Regions from separate parts of the Mus musculus genome. Here region 1 is linked to region 2. The links are chromatin contacts, found by Hi-C or POLR2A ChIA-PET in ENCODE. All regions are on one chromosome and are shown on one strand. The core of a region is the stretch at or near the end of the contact, and the rest is flanking DNA. Distances in the headings are between cores, read along the strand shown. Region 1 holds the start of Dek (DEK proto-oncogene (DNA binding)). Region 2 holds the start of Kdm1b (lysine (K)-specific demethylase 1B).

Region 1 (3,008 bases), core at 5-2,504, 63 kb before region 2:
AATCCTAGATAGTGTGAATGACAGCCATGTGCAGGAACATGAGGGAAGGCATGTGTGACTGACAGGCCAACTGTGTCAGGGAGCCATCAGACAGAGGGTCAGCAGCCAGTTAAGTAGCATCTTACACGTTGTGATATGGAAATTTGGAGGTTATTCCAAGTTATGATGGGACCATCTGAGGCTTATAAGCAGAAGATCAAACTAAATAAAATAGCTTTGGCTGAGGTGTGATTAGTGGGAAAAGGCAGAGAGAGTAGCCCTTGGAAAGGGCTCTGTTGCAACCCAAACTAAAAAACAAAGAAAGGTGAGCAGAATCAGTAGAATGGGAGATGGCTTAAGATCTGAAAGCAAAAATAGCAGGACTTTGCGTATGTTTACAAAAGGGGCACAGAAGAAAATAAAGTCTAACTTTTGTCCCTCAACTTGGAGACTATTATGGCAAATGAAACCAATCATATTTCCACCAGGTTGACTGGATAAAAAAAAGGGAGGGAGGGAGATTATTCTCAGGGTAGGGAAAAAATGAAGACAATCACATAGGAGAGCACGTAAGGAAATGTTGCTTTTAAACTGTGGACTCTAAAAGGTATCAGAGGGCTTGCCTAGAATTCTTGACAGGAGAGTGTGGCTGGACAAATACCGTATCTGCATTATAGGGGAGACCAAGGGGGCTAGAGAAAGGAAGAGGGTGAATCTGTCTAACATTCACCGGTTTGAAACCTATTTATGTCGCTGGTGGTGTGAGCACTTAACGTGGTGGGTCCCTGTCACGGTGCAGCGTACCGGCGACGGGAAGCCTCGCAAGTAGGTCTCATTTGGAAGCCTTCATCTCGAACGACCCCTCGGAAACAAACGTGGTGGCTCCGAATCAACCCCGTCCGCGGGGTGATCGCCGCGTGAAGTCGAGTCGAGAAAGACTTCGGCGGATCCCTCAACTTCGTCACCTCCAGACGCTCCCCGGCTCCGCGGCCCAGGACGGCCGGTCATTTTTCTCCCGGGATCGGGAGGCTGGAAGCTCGCAGGCCCCCTAGCGTCCAACCGTTCAGCGCGGAGGCCCCGGCTCGCGCCCGCCCGCCACCCCGTGCACCCACCCAGCCACCCGCCGGACGCCGCGACCCGGGTCCTCCCGCGGACCGCAGACCCCCCGAGACCCCGCCCGGGCAGCCCGCGAGAGACGCCGCCGCCCCGCCTCCCGCCCGCCCTCCCGCGCGCGCCAACTCCCAGCGCCGCGCGCTGATTGGCCGGCGCCTTCCCGCTCTGCTTCCCGAACCGCCATTTTGAAAATCTTGTTGATTCTGAGGAGCGGGGAGAGAGAGAGCGCGAGAGAGAGCGAGCGCGCGGCGCGAGGACCTCGGCCCCGCGCGACTTCTACACAGCGGCGGCCTTCTCGTGCGCACCCGCGGTGAGGACGGCGGCGGGGAGGCGCCGGGGCAGCGGGGAGGGGACGCGGCCAGAAGCACTGAGGCCCGCCGCGGGGGAGGGGACTCGCAAGGCTCGGCTCGCCTGGGCCACACTGGCCGGGCCCGAGCCGGCCCGGGGCGGCGCAGGCCGGGCGGGAGCGCGCGCGGGCGGCTGAGAGGGCGGTGCGGTTTCCCGCCTCGGGCATCCCCGGGGAGGCGGGCCGAGTGACAGACCCAGGGTAGGCGACTTGGAGGGGAGCTGACGCTGGGCGCTCGGCACGCTCCATGCCCGCGCGAGCGAGAGAACCGAAGCGTGCGGCTTCCTCCCCGCCCGCAGGCCCCCAGCATGTCGGCGGCGGCGGCCCCCGCTGCGGAGGGAGAGGACGCCCCCGTGCCGCCCTCATCCGAGAAGGAACCCGAGATGCCGGGTCCCAGGGAAGAGAGTGAGGAGGAGGAGGAGGATGACGAAGACGATGATGAAGAGGACGAGGAGGAAGAAAAAGGTGGGTGGGCAGGGATACGCATCCCTCACGGGTGGATTTTTTTTTTTCCCACATCAAAAGTTTCCCCTTCCCTCGCTCCTTTTGGGAAACAGTTATCTTGCATTTTAACGCTTAGAGGCGTCAAGTCGGAGTGGTGGATTTCACGCGAATGCTAACAATCAGTGGCAGAGAATCTGGATTTTTTTTTTTTTTTTTGAGTATTTGCCAAGGTTTCGGTGCAAGTGTAGCAAGAGCCTTTTCCCGATGCGCCTTCAGAACACTTCGTCGTTCGTTTAGGGAGTTTGTAAGTCTGAGATCCGCTTTTTGAAGTTACCCCGAGGTTCCGTAACGAAACAACACTGCAAGGCATTCTTGCAAATCCTGGAAATGTTTTCATTTCCATATTCTCGGCTGTGTGTAGCTGCTGATTCCCTCCCCCGCCCCTCCCCCATAAGGGTTCTTGTGGGAGTGCTTTTCTTTGCCGTGAAAGTTGTTGCTGTTGGAGAAAGTAGTTTAAAAATGAGAAAACTGAACTGAAAGTTAGAACGGGAGCCCGCAGCTCTCTCGGTTTTGGGGACTGATTCTGACCCAAGGAGGGTGGTAAGAAGCCTCATTTGAGTAGAGGCAGAGCGGGGCGAAGAAGCATTGTGTCAGTCAGAGTGCATGCATCAGTCTACCCGACAGGCTCAGCTATTGGAAAATCCAAGGCACAGCTTCACAATCTAGCTTAATGGTGCAGATGGCCACAGCTCAGCCAGACTTGGGAGCAGGCCTAAAGGTTAAAGTGCTCTTCCCAAACTGTCATTTCTTTTCTTTTCTTTCTTTTCTTTCTTCTTTTTTTTTTTTATAAATACCATCTAGGTTAAGAGGACAAGGCATACTTATTATTTGAAGTGGTATGTGCTCTAAGACCTTATGGGAGCGTGTCATTTAAGTACAACCTTGGCTTTAATTATAAATCTTAATAAGAATTGTTTAAATTGCTTTTAGATTATTTATAATTGGTGTGTTCTATAAAGTCAATGATGTGGTGTTTTAGAGCATGGTATGATGGCAGTGTGTGCTAAGGCATCCCTCCTCCCTGAGGTACCAGCCATAGATAAGTGTAGTGTAGAACAGTTTATTT
Region 2 (3,122 bases), core at 282-2,781:
AGACAATTATTGACGAGAGAATTTTCTCACATACCCTCTGAAGAAAACCTCCGAAAGGATTCCACAATATATTGTGTAAGCATTCAAAGCAGATGTGGTTGGTGGCTTTGTATTTGCTGCAGAAAGGCTGGGGCAGAAGGATTGCTTTGAGTTGGGAGGCTGAAGACTAACCAACGCTTTTTGAGCTGTGCCTGGGTTAAGAAAGGGATTCCCCACACCTGGCGTGGTCTGCTGCTTGCTCGAGAACTTGGGCCTCGGTGGCTGGGTTCCAGATCACTCAACCCCAACTTTCTGCAGCTGGGCCTGCTTCTCTTACAGGCCAGCTGCGCCGACTATCAGCCATATGGACCGGGACCTGGTGGTGTGCAATCCCAAGGAAGGCTTGCTTGAGCCCTCATCAGCGGCCCTCGCGGCAGATGCCCAAGGTATCCGCTACACCAGCGAACCTGACGGCGCCTCGCTGCCCAAGGTGGGGATCGCAACCTGGGATCCCTCCTCCTGGCCGCGGTGCTCCCACTGCCCCACACAGGAGCCCAGCGTGGGGTTTCTCCTCACCACCACAGAGCGGGAAGGGAAGCCTGGGCCCCTCCTACCAAGCTTTGGGGATTCCCGACCACCCTGAGTGGGGAAGGCAGTCTGGTGTCCCCCCTCCTGGCTGCGGGGTTTCCACGTCCCTGGTGGGAGCACAGTATAGGGTCCCTCCTTTTGGCTACGGGGTTCCCTGGTCCGCAAGTGGGACCGCAGCCTAGGGTCTCTCTTCGCGACTGGCGGGGGGTGGTTTCCACGGCCCCGAGTGGGAGCCCAGAGTGGGGTTCCCTCCTTTGGGCTAAGAGATTCCTACAGTGGGGTAACTCCTCTACGTTAAGGGGCTCCTACAGCTCCGGGTGGGAGCAGAGAAAGGGGTCCTGCCTCCATGTAGATGGGTTCCCTACAGCGCTGGGTGGAATCCCAGAGTAAGACCCCTCCTCCAGGCTGCGGGGTTCCCATAGCCCAGAGTGGAAATCCAGACTGGGGTCCTGTCCACCCGGTCCGCAGCTGGTGCCGGCGCCAGAGTGCCAGGTGCAGCCGCCGCCCAACTCACCTCCGCCCGGCCGAGGCGCAAGCAGCTCCCTGCAGGGTTCCAAGAGAGCGACGAGTGGGAAAGCCCGCGGCGCCGCAACCCCGCAGCCCAGCGCGGGAAGCCCCGGCTTGCACAGGGTCCCCCACGCCACCCCTTCCAAACGCGGGACGCCGGGGAGCCCCGGGGAACGCGCGCGCCTCCAGACCAGGCTCAACACACAGCCGGCCGCTTTGTGCGGAGCTGTCACCCGAAGCCCGCCGCCACCCCCAAGCGCGCCCGCGTGAGGCTCGAGTCCCTACCTCAGAGCGCTGGCCAGGGGGCGAATGCTGCCCTGGGCTGCACCGGGCTGCACCGGACGGCCTGATCCGCACTGCCAGCTGCAGCAGCTCGGCCGCCGCCGCTTCCGCCCCTATCACGCCGTGACCCGGAGTGGGAGGAGCGCACAGGCCCAGGGAGCAGGAGGGTCCCGGCGCTCGCCCCGCCCCGATGATTTCCGCCACTGCGCAATCTCGGCAGCTGCTAAGGGCGGGGCCCTACGCGTTCTGGGCGGAGACCTTGCTTCGGGGCGGGGCTTAGGTTTGAAGGTGGGGCCTGGGCGGCCTGGGTGGGGTCACAGGGTCCTGGGAGGGGCCTGCGCGCCCTGGGCGTGGTCTGCACGCTGGGCGGAGCCTGCGTGTCCTGGGCAGAGTTCTCACGCCCCGGGCAGGGCCTATAGGACCGGAGCCTGGATAATCTTTTCCGGGGTGGGATCAGACCACATTGGGCGGGGCCTTCGCCCCTGGGGCGGGGCCTGTGAGTCCTTGCACAGCTCCCGGCTTACAAAGGCGGGCTAGTGTCTGAGAGGTAAGCAGCTAGCTGCAGCCAAGGTAAGTAAGTTCTCAACCGGTAGTAAAGGCGGTCATCTGCTAAGACTGTGTGAGCCTGTTACAGCGTTTTTTCAGAATGGGGCTCCCGAAAAGCATGGATGACCCAGCTACTTGAGTCCCGAAAAGGGGTTCCGATAACCGCAGCAAAAACTGGGAATAAATGATCAGACTAGAAATGCTTTGAGTCCGATGTATTAAGTAGCCCCTTGCTTAGTGGTGTGTTTCAGATAACAATGTCCACGTGTAAAATACTGAGCCATCCTGGAGATTTGTGGACTTCAGTGAAGTTAGCTTTTCAGTTTAATGAAATTCAAAAATAAAACTAAAGCAGAACCCAAGCATTGTTGTGTACGAGGAAGCTGAGGCAGGAGGATCAGGGCGAGCTAGAGGTCAGCCTGTACTATATAGTGAGTTCTAGATAGACCCTCTGTTAAAAATGAAAAAAAAAAATCCTAGGCAGAAAAAGATGTTTTTTAGGTAGGCATATTGGACGTAAACGTTTGTTAGTGGGAGTTATTGCGGATCTGTCTTTTCTCAACCTTGTACTTTGCACCTTTATTGTTTTTAGAATTTTTTTTTTTCTCAAAAAATGATCAGTGAGCACCACTCTGAGGCGCTGTTACAACAGCTAAGTGGTTGTGTTTAACAGCCCCAGCTTCGGTGAGGTAGAGCTGGGTGGGCTAAAGATCTTTCTTCTGTGTTCAGGAGAGCCCTTGTTTCTGTAGGGCACCTTTGGGCATCACAGCTTCTGATAGAGAGTGGAGATGGGAGGAGAGCGATTCTCTTGCTTTTCTGTATCCACAATAATCCCATACTTCCCTCCGACCTCTCAGAATGCTGGACTCTGCCCCCTGACATGAGCATCAGGGAAAAGCCTTTTGTTAGCAAATACTTGGCTGTGAAGTGCATTTCCGTTCCCAGAGTTGATGGGGATGGTCCTTCTTTAATCCTAAGCACAGAAGCTAAATCATGCAACAACAGGACATTTCCTTACATTACTGCCTTTGTGACATGTTTGCTGGTTCACAGATTCAAGACATATGATCACCAATGATTTAAAGGGCAGGTTGGAACTGTGGAATTTTTTTTTAGTTTTTTTTTTTTTTTCCTTATATGAACGAATGTCTTGCCTGTATTGGATCCACTGCAACGGGGTTACAGACAGCCACGAGACACCTTGTGGTTTCTGGGAATTG

The links. Hi-C counts contacts between places; a loop is a spot of excess contacts on that map. ChIA-PET counts read pairs that join two places held with the same protein, here RNA polymerase II (POLR2A).
Region 1: a loop to region 2 is called in a map of v-Abl transformed pro-B cells, with 2.4 times the contacts of the local background. The contact joins the promoter of Dek here to the promoter of Kdm1b in region 2. A Hi-C loop is called at or near these places in 2 of 37 maps with a recorded cell type or tissue (both v-Abl transformed pro-B cells). POLR2A ChIA-PET finds 5 or more read pairs at or near these places in 3 of 5 experiments (Patski and embryonic stem cell).

Annotation. Positions count from the first base shown.
Region 1 is chr13:47,104,467-47,107,474 of GRCm38, reverse strand. Dek (DEK proto-oncogene (DNA binding)) reads left to right here and starts at 1,254. Exons shown (of 11, transcript NM_025900.2): 1 at 1,254-1,402; 2 at 1,738-1,903. The coding sequence starts at 1,747.
Region 2 is chr13:47,041,908-47,045,029 of GRCm38, reverse strand. It overlaps Kdm1b (lysine (K)-specific demethylase 1B), which reads right to left and starts at 1,531. Exons shown (of 21, transcript NM_172262.3): 1 at 1,360-1,531. It overlaps Tpmt (thiopurine methyltransferase), which reads left to right and starts at 1,813. Exons shown (of 9, transcript NM_016785.2): 1 at 1,813-1,926.